5 separate regions of the Homo sapiens genome follow, and all the other regions are linked to region 1. The links are chromatin contacts, found by Hi-C or POLR2A ChIA-PET in ENCODE. All regions are on one chromosome and are shown on one strand. Each heading gives the region's core, a stretch centred on a gene start or an enhancer-like site at or near the end of the contact. The rest is flanking DNA. Distances are from core to core; before and after follow the strand shown. Region 1 overlaps LOC101929129 (a long non-coding RNA gene). Region 2 has its middle 43 kb from the start of LINC02205. Region 3 has its middle 14 kb from the start of DRAIC. Region 4 has its middle 70 kb from the start of LINC02205. Region 5 overlaps PCAT29 (prostate cancer associated transcript 29).

What was found. A loop is a pair of places that touch in the nucleus more often than their neighbours do. ChIA-PET counts read pairs that join two places held with the same protein, here RNA polymerase II (POLR2A). Pooled maps may share reads with other maps.
Region 2: a loop to region 1 is called in a pooled map, with 6 times the contacts of the local background. The contact joins two enhancer-like sites. A Hi-C loop is called at or near these places in 3 of 37 single-sample maps with no recorded cell type and 6 of 50 pooled maps. POLR2A ChIA-PET finds 5 or more read pairs at or near these places in 1 of 52 experiments (MCF 10A).
Region 3: a map of Caco-2 shows a loop between it and region 1 (6-fold over the local background). The contact joins two enhancer-like sites. A Hi-C loop is called at or near these places in 3 of 168 maps with a recorded cell type or tissue (Caco-2, PC-9 and prostate gland) and 7 of 50 pooled maps. POLR2A ChIA-PET finds 5 or more read pairs at or near these places in 1 of 52 experiments (WTC11).
Region 4: a map with no recorded cell type shows a loop between it and region 1 (10-fold over the local background). The contact joins two enhancer-like sites. A Hi-C loop is called at or near these places in 8 of 37 single-sample maps with no recorded cell type and 4 of 50 pooled maps. POLR2A ChIA-PET finds 5 or more read pairs at or near these places in 1 of 52 experiments (naive thymus-derived CD8-positive, alpha-beta T cell).
Region 5: a map with no recorded cell type shows a loop between it and region 1 (24-fold over the local background). The contact joins two enhancer-like sites. A Hi-C loop is called at or near these places in 28 of 37 single-sample maps with no recorded cell type and 5 of 50 pooled maps.

What each region holds. Positions count from the first base shown.
Region 1 is chr15:70,013,724-70,016,296 of GRCh38, reverse strand. The region is part of intron 2 of LOC101929129 (a long non-coding RNA gene); the gene reads left to right. Among named protein-coding and RNA genes, the nearest start is that of MIR629, 64 kb to the left of the region's middle. RefSeq lists an enhancer at 892-1,395. Within about 2 kb of position 1,281, at least 4 of the 41 ENCODE cell types and tissues checked have a DNase peak (open chromatin) inside an H3K27ac peak, as active enhancers do.
Region 2 is chr15:70,461,860-70,464,432 of GRCh38, reverse strand. No RefSeq gene overlaps it. Among named protein-coding and RNA genes, the nearest start is that of LINC02205, 43 kb to the left of the region's middle. RefSeq lists an enhancer at 1,501-1,580. Within about 2 kb of position 1,297, at least 6 of the 41 ENCODE cell types and tissues checked have a DNase peak (open chromatin) inside an H3K27ac peak, as active enhancers do.
Region 3 is chr15:69,574,915-69,577,487 of GRCh38, reverse strand. No RefSeq gene overlaps it. Among named protein-coding and RNA genes, the nearest start is that of DRAIC, 14 kb to the right of the region's middle. Within about 2 kb of position 1,297, at least 2 of the 41 ENCODE cell types and tissues checked have a DNase peak (open chromatin) inside an H3K27ac peak, as active enhancers do.
Region 4 is chr15:70,434,268-70,436,840 of GRCh38, reverse strand. No RefSeq gene overlaps it. Among named protein-coding and RNA genes, the nearest start is that of LINC02205, 70 kb to the left of the region's middle. RefSeq lists an enhancer at 319-368 and a silencer at 1,179-1,382. Within about 2 kb of position 1,305, at least 4 of the 41 ENCODE cell types and tissues checked have a DNase peak (open chromatin) inside an H3K27ac peak, as active enhancers do.
Region 5 is chr15:69,665,746-69,668,318 of GRCh38, reverse strand. The region is part of intron 1 of PCAT29 (prostate cancer associated transcript 29); the gene reads right to left. Among named protein-coding and RNA genes, the nearest start is that of PCAT29, 75 kb to the right of the region's middle. RefSeq lists enhancers at 1,843-1,892, 1,923-1,972, 1,413-2,027. Within about 2 kb of position 1,283, at least 11 of the 41 ENCODE cell types and tissues checked have a DNase peak (open chromatin) inside an H3K27ac peak, as active enhancers do.

The sequences.
Region 1 (2,573 bases), core at 32-2,531:
AGAACGGGTCAGGGAGTCCTGAGAGGGAGAGAGAGAGAGAGGGACAGAGATGGAGAGAGACACACAGGGAAAGCAAGACACAGCGAGCCAGACAGAGATGTTCAGAACGAGGCAGAGAAGAGAGACAGAGAGAGAGAGAGAGAGAGAGAGAGAGAGAGAGAAAGCAAAACAGAGAGCCACAGATGCAAAGTGAGGTATCGAGGCATAAAAATAGTGTCGGAGTAAAGCAGAGGCCAAGCCAGGCTGGGAGAAATCCTGAGCGCAGGACAAGGCTGGCCCCGGAGGCATCAGTGTGCTGTTGTGCAGGCAGAACTTTCCACTGATCACACCCCCTGCCCGTCAGCCCATCCTTGATCTGCCGTCCTTTGCCTCCACGTGGAGGCTGGCCTGATGTCTAGATGGAAGGCCGAGGCTCCCAGGCAGAGGCTGGCAAACAACCCACCAAACAGGCTGGAGGGGCCCCCTGGGGGTCAGGAGGGCTGCGGGGACCTGGGTCCTCAGGCCCCTTAGAGACTGGAAGCCTCCCACCCCCTACTCTGCTCATGGCCTGGCCAGACCTGCAGGGCCCCCATGGTCCCAAGCCCTCCCGCTGTGGCCTGTGCCTTACTTTCTCCCCTCTCCCTGTGTGCACCAAACTTGTGAAGCCCAAACCAGCCTTCCCCTCCTCCAAGAAACCCACTGGGATTTCTCCAGGCTTCTTTTGTCTGCATTGCAGCCTCATGGTTCAGTGATGCAGTGTTTGTGTTCTAAATGCCGTGCACAGAAGTTCTGTGTTCCCTCTTTCCATCTCGATGTCAAATCCTCTTCCCTTTCCTCTTCCCTCCCCTCCCCACCCAGGCCTCATGGCATGTGCACTAAAAGGCTTCCATGAGGTTCTGAAATGTGCTCTTTTCATTCAGAGAGTGCTCATTCCTTGACTGCCTTCAGCTGATCCTCAGTTCGGAGGGTAGGAAGCAGAGGACAGCGTCGTGCCCAGCCGACCGGGGAAGGAGGCCCAGGCAGGAAGCTTGTGGAGCTAGCAGAGCAGGTCTGAGGCAGGCTCAGCTCTCAGCCTTTTGTTATGGACTGCCCCCTGCCTCCAGCCTCTCTTCCTGAACCTCACTCAGGGCAAGAGTTGAGCATCTGCATTAGGCGGAGGCGGGGTTATTCCACCTTGCTGGCCTGGCTCAGACCTAAGAGCCTCATCCCCACGGGCCCAGCCTGCAACCTGGCCTGAACCTGCTCTCTCACTTCCCTTTCTCAGTGGTCAGCACCTGCTGAGCTCCCCACACCCTTGTTCCCACCCCTGCCAGGCACACCCTCTTCCTTTCCCCAGAGGCCTCCTTCTGGGCTGGTCCTGCTTGGCCAAAGCCAGAGGCAGGGCTACTCAAAGTCCAGTGGGGGGAGAAATGTGAACCCACAACCCACCCAGAAGGAGTGAGAGCCAGGCCATCGGGGACCCCCACATTCGCAGCAGTAGTTTCCCCACCAGACTGAAGTGTGTCTAGGGCTGGGGCCATGCCTGCTGGTCTCTGTATCTCCCAAGCCTAGCCCAGGACTTGGCACTTAGTGGATGCTTGGACAATTGCTGAGCAGGTGAAGAGGGTCCAGGCAAAAGACTGAAGCCCTGACAGCTTCGAGCTTCCCTGCCTTCCTTCCTGCCATCATGATGCCAATGACAAAGTGATGCAAAATAAAAATATCACTGAGCAAAGCACGAACAGCGTCACAGCTGATACCCACAACAACTCTGGTGCCCAAGGCACAGGAGGCTTGGTGACTTTCTCAAGGTTCCCCAAGCCAGTGAGTGGGGAGGGCACAGTTGGACTCTGAGTGTAAGCTCTTGGGCACACTGCTGGACCCCAGGAGAGGCGGGTTCTCACAGCTCCCCTGTGACCTGAGGTGAGTTCCATTTCCCCTCCGAGCTTCAGGCTCCTCGTGTGTGAAATGAGGTCTGAACTCCTTGGGTTCTTCATTCCCTTTTCTCGGTTAACATTTCCTAATAATTTAAGGGAATGAGATCACCTCCACCTCCCTTGATTAAGATTCATGCAATAGTTCGAGGCAAGACTCCTACCTTCAAAGATCTTACAGTATAGTGGGGGTGAGACATAGTCTATCTAATATTCAGACAGTGGGGCTGTGGAAGCCTCAGGGAGGGGAACTGGAGGCCTTCCTGGAGGAGGACGGGATGGGGTGGGCCCGCAGGGAGGAAGCATTTGCCCTGTGGATTTGTCAGGAGGGGAGGGGTGGGTGTGAATGGGAGTGTAGTTGAGAGGAAGAGTGCAGGAGGAGGACACCGGCCAGCTGGAATGGAGAAAGCCATGAGTTTCTAGCAATTTCCTTTTCCAAGCCCCTCTTGCAAGTGAGCATCTTTAATTTATTAAGGGACTGATTTGAAATCATCCTCCCTCTCTCCCTGCCCACACTCCACCCTCCACTGCCTATATTTCCCCTGACCATAAATTTCTTTTTAATGACAGTTTAGAAAATGAGCAAATCTCTAGTGACACTTTTATCACCCCCAGGATACTTTTAATAAGAGGTTTCGGTAGATTGCATTCTGGGAGTGGGGGGAGGGGGAAGGCAAGACG
Region 2 (2,573 bases), core at 48-2,547, 450 kb before region 1:
GCCTGGCTAATTGTGTTGCGGTTTTCTAGCTGTGTGACCTTACATAGGTCACTAGCCCTGTCTGATTTCCTCAGCTGTAAAAGAGGGTAATGATAAAAAAAAAATCACAATTAACACTACTATTTTATTCTCAATGTGTCAGGCATTATTCCAAGTACTTTATATAAATGACCTCATTCAATCGTTGTAATTACCGTATGAAATAATTATTATTGTTTAGTTCCTATGTGATAGATGTGTAAACTGCGACCACGCAGATAGTTAGCAGCAGAGCAGGGATCTAGGAAGGGCTGTCTCTGCAGCTGCCTTTCACGTTTATGTTATGCTGTGTCTTAATGATGCACACGCAGAGTCTAAAAAATCATGGATGTGTCACTGCATAAGGAAAAAAAATGATGATGCTTGTGTGTGCCCAGCTTTGAGCTTGGCACATAATAGATGCTCATGAAATCTTGTTTGCCTTATCCTCTCTTGGTCTTTTTCCTTCTACTCTCCTATGTGAGCACACACTGTGGTCACAGCAGAACAAAGTGGGGCTGTGACAAGGAGCTGGCAACCATGTCTGAGGAAGGCTGGTGGGTAGCATGGGCAGGTGTCTCTCATTCTGTCCTCTCCCTCTGCATCCAGAAGAGCTACACCCCAGCTCATGAGTAGGTGTGGGTCTAGTCTCCCCTGGAGCTGACAGGTAACTCTAACTGTTTCCCAAGGCAAGAGAGTAGGAGGGTGTAGCAATTGCTCGTTAGAGCCAGCCAATGAGCCTAGGGGGTCACAGGGTTCCTCCCACCTACTCTGGGGAGGTTGTCTGCCTATATTTGTGTTCATTTCCTGATAGAAACACTGGGGTCAGAGGCTTATCTGGCCTGGCTTCTGGGCCAATGGGGAGCTGATAAGGAACAGACCCATCCATTGGGATCTACTGGGTGGATTCCTATTGTCTTACACACCATACAGATAACCAAGGTCTCAGGTAGAAGTTGTACTTTCCTGACCTCCTTCTCATGGTTTCTCAAGTCCTCAACCAGCTCAACCCCAAGGGGCAGCCAGTTACAGTTCCCCACAGACAGAGTAAACCCTGCTGGACCTCTGGGGAAGTTTCAAGAACCAGTTTGACCGCAAAACCAAGAAGCAGGTCTGTTGGGGCCTCTCTGGATGAAGTGGTCATGGGTGGCTGTCAGATGAGGATCTGAATTAGTCACGAGAGGAACAGGAGCCAGGCTAGGGGTGGAAACAAGGCCAGCTCCCCTCTGCTCCAGGGCTTAGGATCAGCTGGGGTGGAAGCAGAGGCTGTGTTGCAATTTCACTGCAAATCAACTGGGTCATCTCTTGTGGGTGACACCATGCAGGCCTTCCAACCCTTGTGTGTGTGTGTGTGTGTGTGTGTGTGTGTGTGTGTTTTGTAGATGGGGAGATGGTATCTCCCAACTGCCTTTAGCATCTGGCTGTGAGATGAGGCTGGGGGAAGATGGAACGATATGCATTCCTGGCAGAGCCAGTGCCTCCGGAGGCATGGGGTGGAGGGGACAGGGTGGAGTCCATGTTTGAACAAGTTGAGAGCAATTGCTGGAAGAACCCTGGGCAGAAGTCCCCTCTGCAGATCAGACTTGGCCTCTACATTTGTTCTCAGGGAAGTGAAACACGTACCATCTCCCCAGTTTGGACTGTTGCAGGCTGTGACACACAGTAGCCAATTCATTGACTTGGGGCTGTCCCCTCCCACCTGGGATATTCAGTGCCCTGAAAGGCAATGAGGTGTGGTGGGAAGAACGTTGACTTTGGAATCTGACCGACTTGAAATTAAATCTCAGTTCTGCCCTGAAGCACTGGGTAACCTTGAGTAAGTCACTTAACCTCTCCGGACCCCATTTTCCTCATCTCTGAAATGGAGATAGTAACAGCTTCTGGGCAGGGTGGTTAGGAGAAGTAACAATGATAATGTGGGTGAAGGAAAATCATAGGGCAGGAACTCAATAGAAGTTAGGCACTTTTCTCCTTCCTCTTAGAATACACCCTGTCCTTCAGCCACTGCTAGGCTTGTCTTTACCATCTTGGTGGCTGCTGAAAAGCCTCATTGACTGGCTGTGCCCACCTACAGCAGTGGCCAGCAAGCATTTTCTGTAAAGGGCCAGAGGATAAATATTATAGGCTTTGCAGGCCATGTGGTCTCTGCCACAACTACTCATCTCCACTCTTGTTGCTCAAAAACAGCCATAGATGATACCAAATGAATGAGTGTGGCTCTGTTCCAATAAAACTTTATTTATAAAAATAGGCAGTGGGCCAGATTTGGCCCTCAGGCTATAGTTGCCAATGCCTGGCCTCGAGTTTCAAGTCCAAAGCCTCTGCTTTTCTCTCAAGGGACTTCCCTAGCCTGGTCTTACCTTCTTCATCCAATCCAGTTTCTAATTACTCCCCTGAGTGTTCCCCAGTATGACCCAACAGGACTCCCTTTTGGCTCAGGAAGTGTTTAGCTTCCACACCTTTGCCCATGCTTTCCTCCCTGCTTAGAACACCATCCCATTTCCTCTTCACTCTCTTCACCCTTCTAAATTCCATCCCCAGGGAACCTCCTGGGT
Region 3 (2,573 bases), core at 48-2,547, 440 kb after region 1:
CCCCACCCAGAAGGTGCCTCCAGAGCTCCTGAGGTTCTTGCTGGGAAGAACCTGGTGCCGCCTTTTAACTATGGAGCCTGAGTGCTGGCAGTGGTGAGGGAAAAGGGTAACAAAGGCAGCAGAAAGAGGCATCCCCACCCAGCGAACAGCCAGATGCCAGGCGGGTGTTCCCTTCCCCACCCCAAGGTGGCTGCCTGCAGTGTCTACGTGCTTGTCTTTCTGGAAGACAGGCCCTACTAGGGCTTCAGAGTCAGGCCCAACCTCCTGCCCCCGCAGGAAGGAGCAGAAATGCAGAGCTAAGAGCACCTAGAGAAGGCAGGAAGGGCAGAGATGCAGGTGCACAGGCAACCTCTTCTGTTTGACTTTGGGCCAACTAGGGTTAGGAGTAATGGACTTAACCTGACCTTGGTCTTATATGATCCAGAGAAATGTAAATACTGAAACACAGGCCAACAGTAAAGCAGCAGGTGCAGGGAATCCAGCCACTCCTGGCAAAGTGTCATGGTCCAGCTAAGGACTCCCAGTGACCCAAGCTTCCCCCACCTGTCTCCTTTACCTTACAGGTAGCACCTTCCTCCTCCTTCCTATCCCTACCCCAGGGCCAGGCTGTCTCTCTCTTCCTGACCAGCAAAACCTGAATCTTAGGTTACAAACTCTGGAAGGGGCTCAGAGCTTGGCTGTCCCAAAACCCACTTTTGCAGAGGAGGAAACTGAGGCCCAAGGAAGAAAAAGACCTACTGCAGATCACCTGGCTTCCAGGCTCCTAGCACAAAGCTCTTTGTACTGACGAAGCTCTCAAATCCTGAAAACATCTGCTGTTAGTCCCACCCTCTCCAACCTCCATCCTTTCCCTTTCCCCAAAAAAACAAGAGCTGCATTTTCAGAATTGAAAGTAGGGTGCTAAATGGGCAAAAGTATAGTGGTGGGATCTGAGGCATGGAAGAGGAAAAGCCACAGGGGATGGCCTGAAAACACTGCTGTGTGCTGAGTCAGGCTGCCTGTGCCTGTTCTGCTGTATCCTGGCTCCTGGCTTTCCTCCCCACCCCTGGGCCTGACAGATGACAACTGAAGGTGGGGCCAGCCCAAGAGAGAAAGGGCCAGAGGAAGTTGTGGTGGGTGCCCCGACCCTGGTCCCTAGATATTGTCTGAAGCCTACTGAAGGGTGAGTCTGCATCTTCCAAACACTTGCCCACAACCACAGTGACAGAAGAGGAGCGAGATCTCTCTCTGCTGTAGGTCCAAATGCTACCCTCCTACAATACCAGCAATACTGATGCCACCAACCCCCATGATGGCACCAGGATGGGGAAGGCAGAAACAGGCCTCTGGTGCCCTCTGCTGTTCAGCACTCCCGTGCCACAGCCTGAGGGTTGGCACTGTGGCTGGCAGGGGGACCCAGGGAATGTCTCCAGCCCCTAGGGTTGCCCCAGCTTTTAGCAGCCCTCCATCTACTTCCCAGAAGGATCCAGGAAATGTGTGATGCTGAAGCCCTGGCTAAGGCAATGCACCCGCCAGATCACCCAGGGTGTGGTGTAGTAGCAAACAATCCCCAACACGAAATGGCTCCAAATCAGGCAGGTTTATTTAGCTGGACAAGCTCTGTGTCCATTTTCTAAGATCCAGGTTGAGGCAGTAGCCACCACCATCTGGAATGATGCTGGCTACAGTGACTGAGAGCAAGAGACTGAGGGCCTCACACAGACAGTGAAAAACTTCCACTCACAGCTCACTGGTGGGATCTATCACACAGCCCCACCCAAGCAAAAGAGGCAGAAAGTGCAATCCCACCAGGTGCCCAGAAGTCAGGAGCTAGGGACACTGAAAGGGCACATTCCTGACTACTGATGGCTTCCGGCTCATTCTCCCTCCTGCAAGCAAAGTACCTCATCCCTCCCCAGGGAACGCAGCCCTAGATCCGCCCCAGGGGCAGCATCGTCCTCAGGTGCAGGGTCTCAGGGCGGTATGTTGGCATCCCATATCAGCAGTGAGGGGCAGTAATCCCTGCTTCACACGTAGATGTGGTGCCTCTTGATCCAGTGACCTGCAACCTAAGAATCCCAGTTTCCTGCTGCCTGTTAAAATTCAGTCCTCAGTGGTACAGCCAGGGCTAGAGAGTGGCAAAAAAACACACCAGTAGGAAAGCAGAAAAATGAGAGCCATATCTCAGGGGATACTGCTCCATGGCAGCCCTGCCATCCCTGGGCAGACTTTAAGAGTCCCTGTCCTGGAGGTGGGCATCGTCCTTGATCAGGCAGCTCTGGCCTCTCCCCTGGGTATCTCTCCTCATTGGTTTTTTCTGTGCCCTGCTCCCTTCCCCGTCTGTCTGGCTGCCTCAGTTTCTCCTGACTTAATACCTTGTGCTGTGTGTGGCTCTGTAATGGCCACCTCACTCTTGAGTCTCCCAGACTTCTGAGTGGTCCCAACTTAGGGTCTCAGTTCAAATTCCAGACACACAGAGAGACTCCCATTTCACTGGCCTAACTGATTATTCAGAGCCAGGCACACAAGTCACAGTTATGTCCAGTTTCCGAACGGGCCGTCTGAACAGGGGATGCTGGAGAGACCCCACGCTG
Region 4 (2,573 bases), core at 56-2,555, 420 kb before region 1:
TCTGGCAACTGTCTTGTAACCATGAGGAAAACTAGTCTGAGGCAGCCGACAGACTGAGGGTAGCAGAGCAGGAAGATGGAGATAATCTGAGTTTTGGTGATGTAAGGTAGCTGCTGGCCTTCACATACAGACCACCATGTGATAACTCTGGTTGTCACATGTATGCTTTTCCTGCCTACCTAGACTCTAAATTCTCAAGACTCAAAACTGAGTAATAATGAAGCCAGTCTGTGGGATGTAAGGGCAAGAGCGTGGGCTTTGGAGTTGAACAAAGCTGCCTTTGCATTACAGCTCTGTGAGGGGGAGTTACCTAATCCCTTGATGCCTCATTTTTTTAAATCTCTGAAATGGCAATAATAAACCCGCTTCCAGAGAGGTGGTAAGCATTGCATTAGATTGCATATGTAAGGTTTCTACCACAATGCCTAGGACAGGAGGGACTCAGAAAATGATATATACATGATTATATATGAATGAATCTGAGAAAATATGAAGTATGCCACTGAGTGAAAACACAACATGGTACTTTTATTTCTTCAGTCTTTTTAGCACAAACTAGACAGACTATGAGAAGCAGAGTTCTATCTCTGAAACTTATGGGCAGATTAATTTGGGGCAAGTTCTTTTACTTCTCTAAGTTTCAGTTTCTTCAGCTGTTAAACTGAGACAAGAATATTTGAAGATTAAATAAGGCCATGCCCAAAGCACTTGCAACATGGTAGGCTCTCAATAGACACTAGTTTCCTTCTTCATGCTCTGCCCCTCCACAACACACAAGACACAGACGTGTGTTCCATAAACACGTGCTCTCTCTCTCTCACACACACACATACCTAGAACACACCCACACAAATGGACATGCACAGACACATGGACCCACACATGTGCAGACACACAGATACACAACTTTCTCAGCCCCAGAATCTTCCAGGAGGTTTTAGAAGTAGCTGTTGCTGTGTCTGTCTGCAAGACCTGTTTACAAGGCAATTATGAACTCTTTTCGCCAAATGTAGGATCTTCAAACAATGAGCACTGTTGCTTAAAGGAAGACTATTCCTGGGGGAAAATACTTTAAATGTAATTATGTCTTAGCTGCACATCTAGTAAATAACTAGACATGCACTGCTTTGAATATAAAATGTCACATTTTTGCAGATGGGACAGACAAATTTTGGCAGTCAGAGGAAGTCAGGAGAGAGAAATGAAAGAAGAAACCACATACTTCCTTTTTATTTACCTGATGTAACTGGGCCTGGCCCCGGGGGCATGGGGCTGGGAGGGCCCTGAGGGCTGGCTTTGGCTGAGACAGGTGCAGGGAAGGTGAGAAGCAGGCTGAGGAGCACAGAGAGGGAGTCTGTGTCTTGATTTCCTTTCTTGTTTACTTCTTTTGTGTCCTTTCCCACCCTCGTCACCCTGGCCTCAGTCTTCATTGAGTCTTCCCTGGGCCGCATCCTCACTAGTTTCCCCAATTGCATTCTTTCCTCCTCTGACCTGTTCTGTGTAACATCACTAATCATTTGTTCCCTGAAATAGCACTTTCCTCTTGCCACTCTTGCTCAGAAACCTCCCTATTTCTCCCTTTCGCGTCTTTGCTTCCTTGGCTTCTCAGTGGAATGAAACAGTCTTTTCACCAGGACTCCCCAGCACGCAGCTGGGCAGTGCAATTTCCATGGTCTCCAGAGCAGTCTGGTCCTAGAAACCATGAAGTCCAGCCTTAAGCCACAGAGCTACAGTCATGTGTCTTTCAAAGCCCAGAAGACCTTGTTCATTGCATGACCTGGACAACTCTCCTGACCTACCTTGTACTCCTCTTCCCAACCTGTCTCTTCTCTACTGATTTTTCTTTCTGTTTCACCTACCTTGGCTACTGGGGCTGGTTCCTTTCCCCTATTTACCCAACTTTGACCTTTGGCTTTCCTCCTAGCAGGAGGTTTGGATTTTCCCTCTGGCCAGGCTTTCATTCCTTTATCTACTAAGTACTTATACAGGACTTACTGGTGCCAGGCTACATTTATGGAGGCACAAAGAGTGTCTCCTATCTGGAAGAAGAGGCCATTAGACAATTCACTGTGTGTGTGTGTGTGTGTGTGTGTGTGTGTGTGTGTGTGCGCGCGCGCGCGCGCGGGTGGAGCGGGGGGGTGGTTGGGGGTAGGAAGATGCACAGAGGAATAAATTGTTGTCCTTGAACTCTGGCAACTAACCAGAGGTCAGCCAATAGTATTTTATCCTTAATTGATTTATCAGATTAAGCTTTAATGGAGCAGGGAGGAAGTAGGAGCAAGCCAGGAAGCCATTACAATGGAAGAGATTGTGCTCAAGAATTCCATTTGATCTTCAAACAACCCCAAGAAGGAGGGGTTTTCCCCATTGTCCACCCAGGGAAGCAGGCTCAGAGAGGCCAGCTGACTTTCCTAAGGTCACCCAGCTGGCAGTAGAGGGTCCTGGCAGCCTGATGGCATTGTTGGGTGCACTCCTGAGGCCACGCTGATCCCAGGGCAGGGAAGAATGCCAGGCACCCCTGGTCAATGTCGCTTCCTGATCAGCCTTCTAAGGATCGTCCGGGTCTGCAAGTC
Region 5 (2,573 bases), core at 34-2,533, 350 kb after region 1:
GGCTCCTGCCTGCTGAGGCTGACGAGGTCCTGGCCAGGCAGCACAAATTCCATGCAGGGATGTCCCTGGGGCCCCTGCTGTGCACCCAGCACTGTGTTGGACTGTGGGGACACGGGGTGAGTCAGGCCTGATCTGGGGATGGGGACACAAACACACACAGAGCCAACTCACTCCTTGGTGCCTGAGGAGAAGCCCTGGCGCTGGAGGCACTTAAGAAATGCCCAGTGACCTTTCACACCACAGAGGGCACAAGCCCCCTGAGGTCCAGGGTACCATTGGCTTGCTCTGCCCTGTACCTGCATGTCAACATGGAGCCAGGAGCTGACCTCTGTTTTTGAATCATTAGCTCCTGAGTTGAGGGAATGTGGAGGAAGTGTCTGGGGGTGGGAGTCCAGACACTCATTCAGCGGCTGAGTGGCCCCTGTTCCACTTGGCAGCCCTAACTGCCCCCTCCCCAGCTTCCCCCTTTCCCAGCACCCTCCCACCAGCACCGTCCTGGGCTCCTGTTACTCAGGGTTCAAAAGACCGGAACACGAGCGATGGAATGTCAGGACAGGAGGGCAGAAGAGGGATTCAGGATAGACTAGGTCCTGCAGGGCCCCCACCCCCACCATGTGGCAGCCCAAGGGTATTGACAAGCCTTATGGTGAGCATCCCAGTGCTGAGGTCCAGAGAGGTACAGTGCCTTGCCCAAAGTCACACAGCAAGAAGGGACAGCAGTAGGCCCAGAGCCCCAGTCTCTGCTCTCATCTCAGACTCCACCCACTCTTGCACGCAGGTGGCTTCCCCAGCTGGTTCCACACGCTGGGTGGATGTCCAGGCCTAGCGTTCCTACAGCTCAGAGAGTGCCTGGTCGGCGGGGGGGGGGGGGGGGCGGGAATGGGAGGGTGCAGAGGGGGAACAGGAGAAAACAGAAAGTGCCAGTGATTCACATTTCAAAATGTCGTGTTATTCCAGGCGCTTTCTCGCTTTGCCACCACCTTCATCCACCCCCCACTTGCCATCTTGAGAACCGGCTGCAGGGTGGCTGGGGCGGGGGGAGGAGGAGGCTGAGACCATCATCTAAGGAAGCTGTGTTTCCACCCTGCCCACTGAGAAGCCCGAGGGTGAATGAGCAGTCGGATGAGCACCGAGCTGGGAACCAAGGGGCCTGGGTGCCAGCCCTGGCTTTGGAATTGGTTGTTGTGAGACCCTGAGCAAGTCCCTAGGCCTCTCTCTACTTCCTTTACATACTTCCCCAGCACGTAAAATGGGGAAGTGGGAAGAGTTTGTGGCTCCCACGACTAGTTGCATATCAAAGCAAAACAAAACAGATTCTTGGACTGCATCCCCAGAGATTCTGATTCTATATGTTAGAGATGAGGCCTGGGAGTCTAATTTTAAAGCATACCCCTAAACCCCACCCAACCTGGTGATTCAGTGCAACCAGTCTACCGAGGCGCGGTTAGAGAGTTCCTGGCTATATGCTTCCACGCGGTTTCCAATCATCTCCAGGACTTATTGACCTCCTCCAAAATGCCCTCCTGGATTTACCCAGCCCTCCCTGCCACGTCTAACCCTCCTCACTTCTGGCCTTGCATCCCTGCCCATACTCTCCTACAGCTCCTTAAAAGCATTTAGTCATTTGTGCCTGTGTGTGCACGTGTGTGTGTGTGTGTGTGTGTGTGTGTTCTACGTGAGCTACATGAGCAAGACGAACCTCCCACACAGCACAGAGGAAGTTGCTCAGCACTGGAGCCAGCTAGCCCCACATTTGGAACTGGACTCTGCTGTGCAAAGTTGGGTGACCCTAGGGAAGAGCCCCAGCCTCCCTGGGCCTCCGTTTCCACATCCCTTAGAGGGCCTAGCCAGACCCTGCCTCACAGGGCCACACACGAGACTCCACTAAGGTGGTGTACAAAGACTTGCGGTGGGGCCTGGGGAGGGGTGTCAGTGGCCAGGAAAGCAAGCCGGGTGAATGGTGGACCCTCCCAGAGGGATGTGTGCTACCCTGGGAGGTCTGGACTCCTTCCTCCCAGTGTGTGCCTTTAGGCAGATGGCTGCCAGCGTAGGTCCTCAATAAAGAATGGGTCCACCCCAGTATCATTCGAGGTCCCCACAGGAAACAGAATTCCCCCCAGGTGGCTCAAATGAAGAGACACAGATGGAGGGGCTTGTGACTGAGTTAGGCAGGGTTAAGGAAATCCAAAAGGGATGGGGAGACTCCTGGACTAGAACAGCTGACAGCTGTCCGCAGCCCGCATCTACAGGGCAGGGCAGGATGTCATGGCCAGAGACCAGCAGGAGTGGGGGCCGTGGAGGAGGGGCCGCCCCACAGGAGCGCAGTCACAGAGGGAGGCAGCTCTTCCGAGACACACGTCCCAGAGGGAGAAGCAGAGGAGAAATAGCCCAGCCCCTCTCTCCTCCCACTGTTGCTTCTCATTCTGGTATCTCCCGCTGGCCAAGCCCAGGCAGTGGTCAGAGGCATGGGCAGCCCTTAGAGGTCCCCTCCTGGGGCACAGAGCAGAGCAGAGAAGCAGAGACAGTTTGCTGGCAGGTTGCTGGGAATAGCAGGGCAAACAAACAAGCAGCTC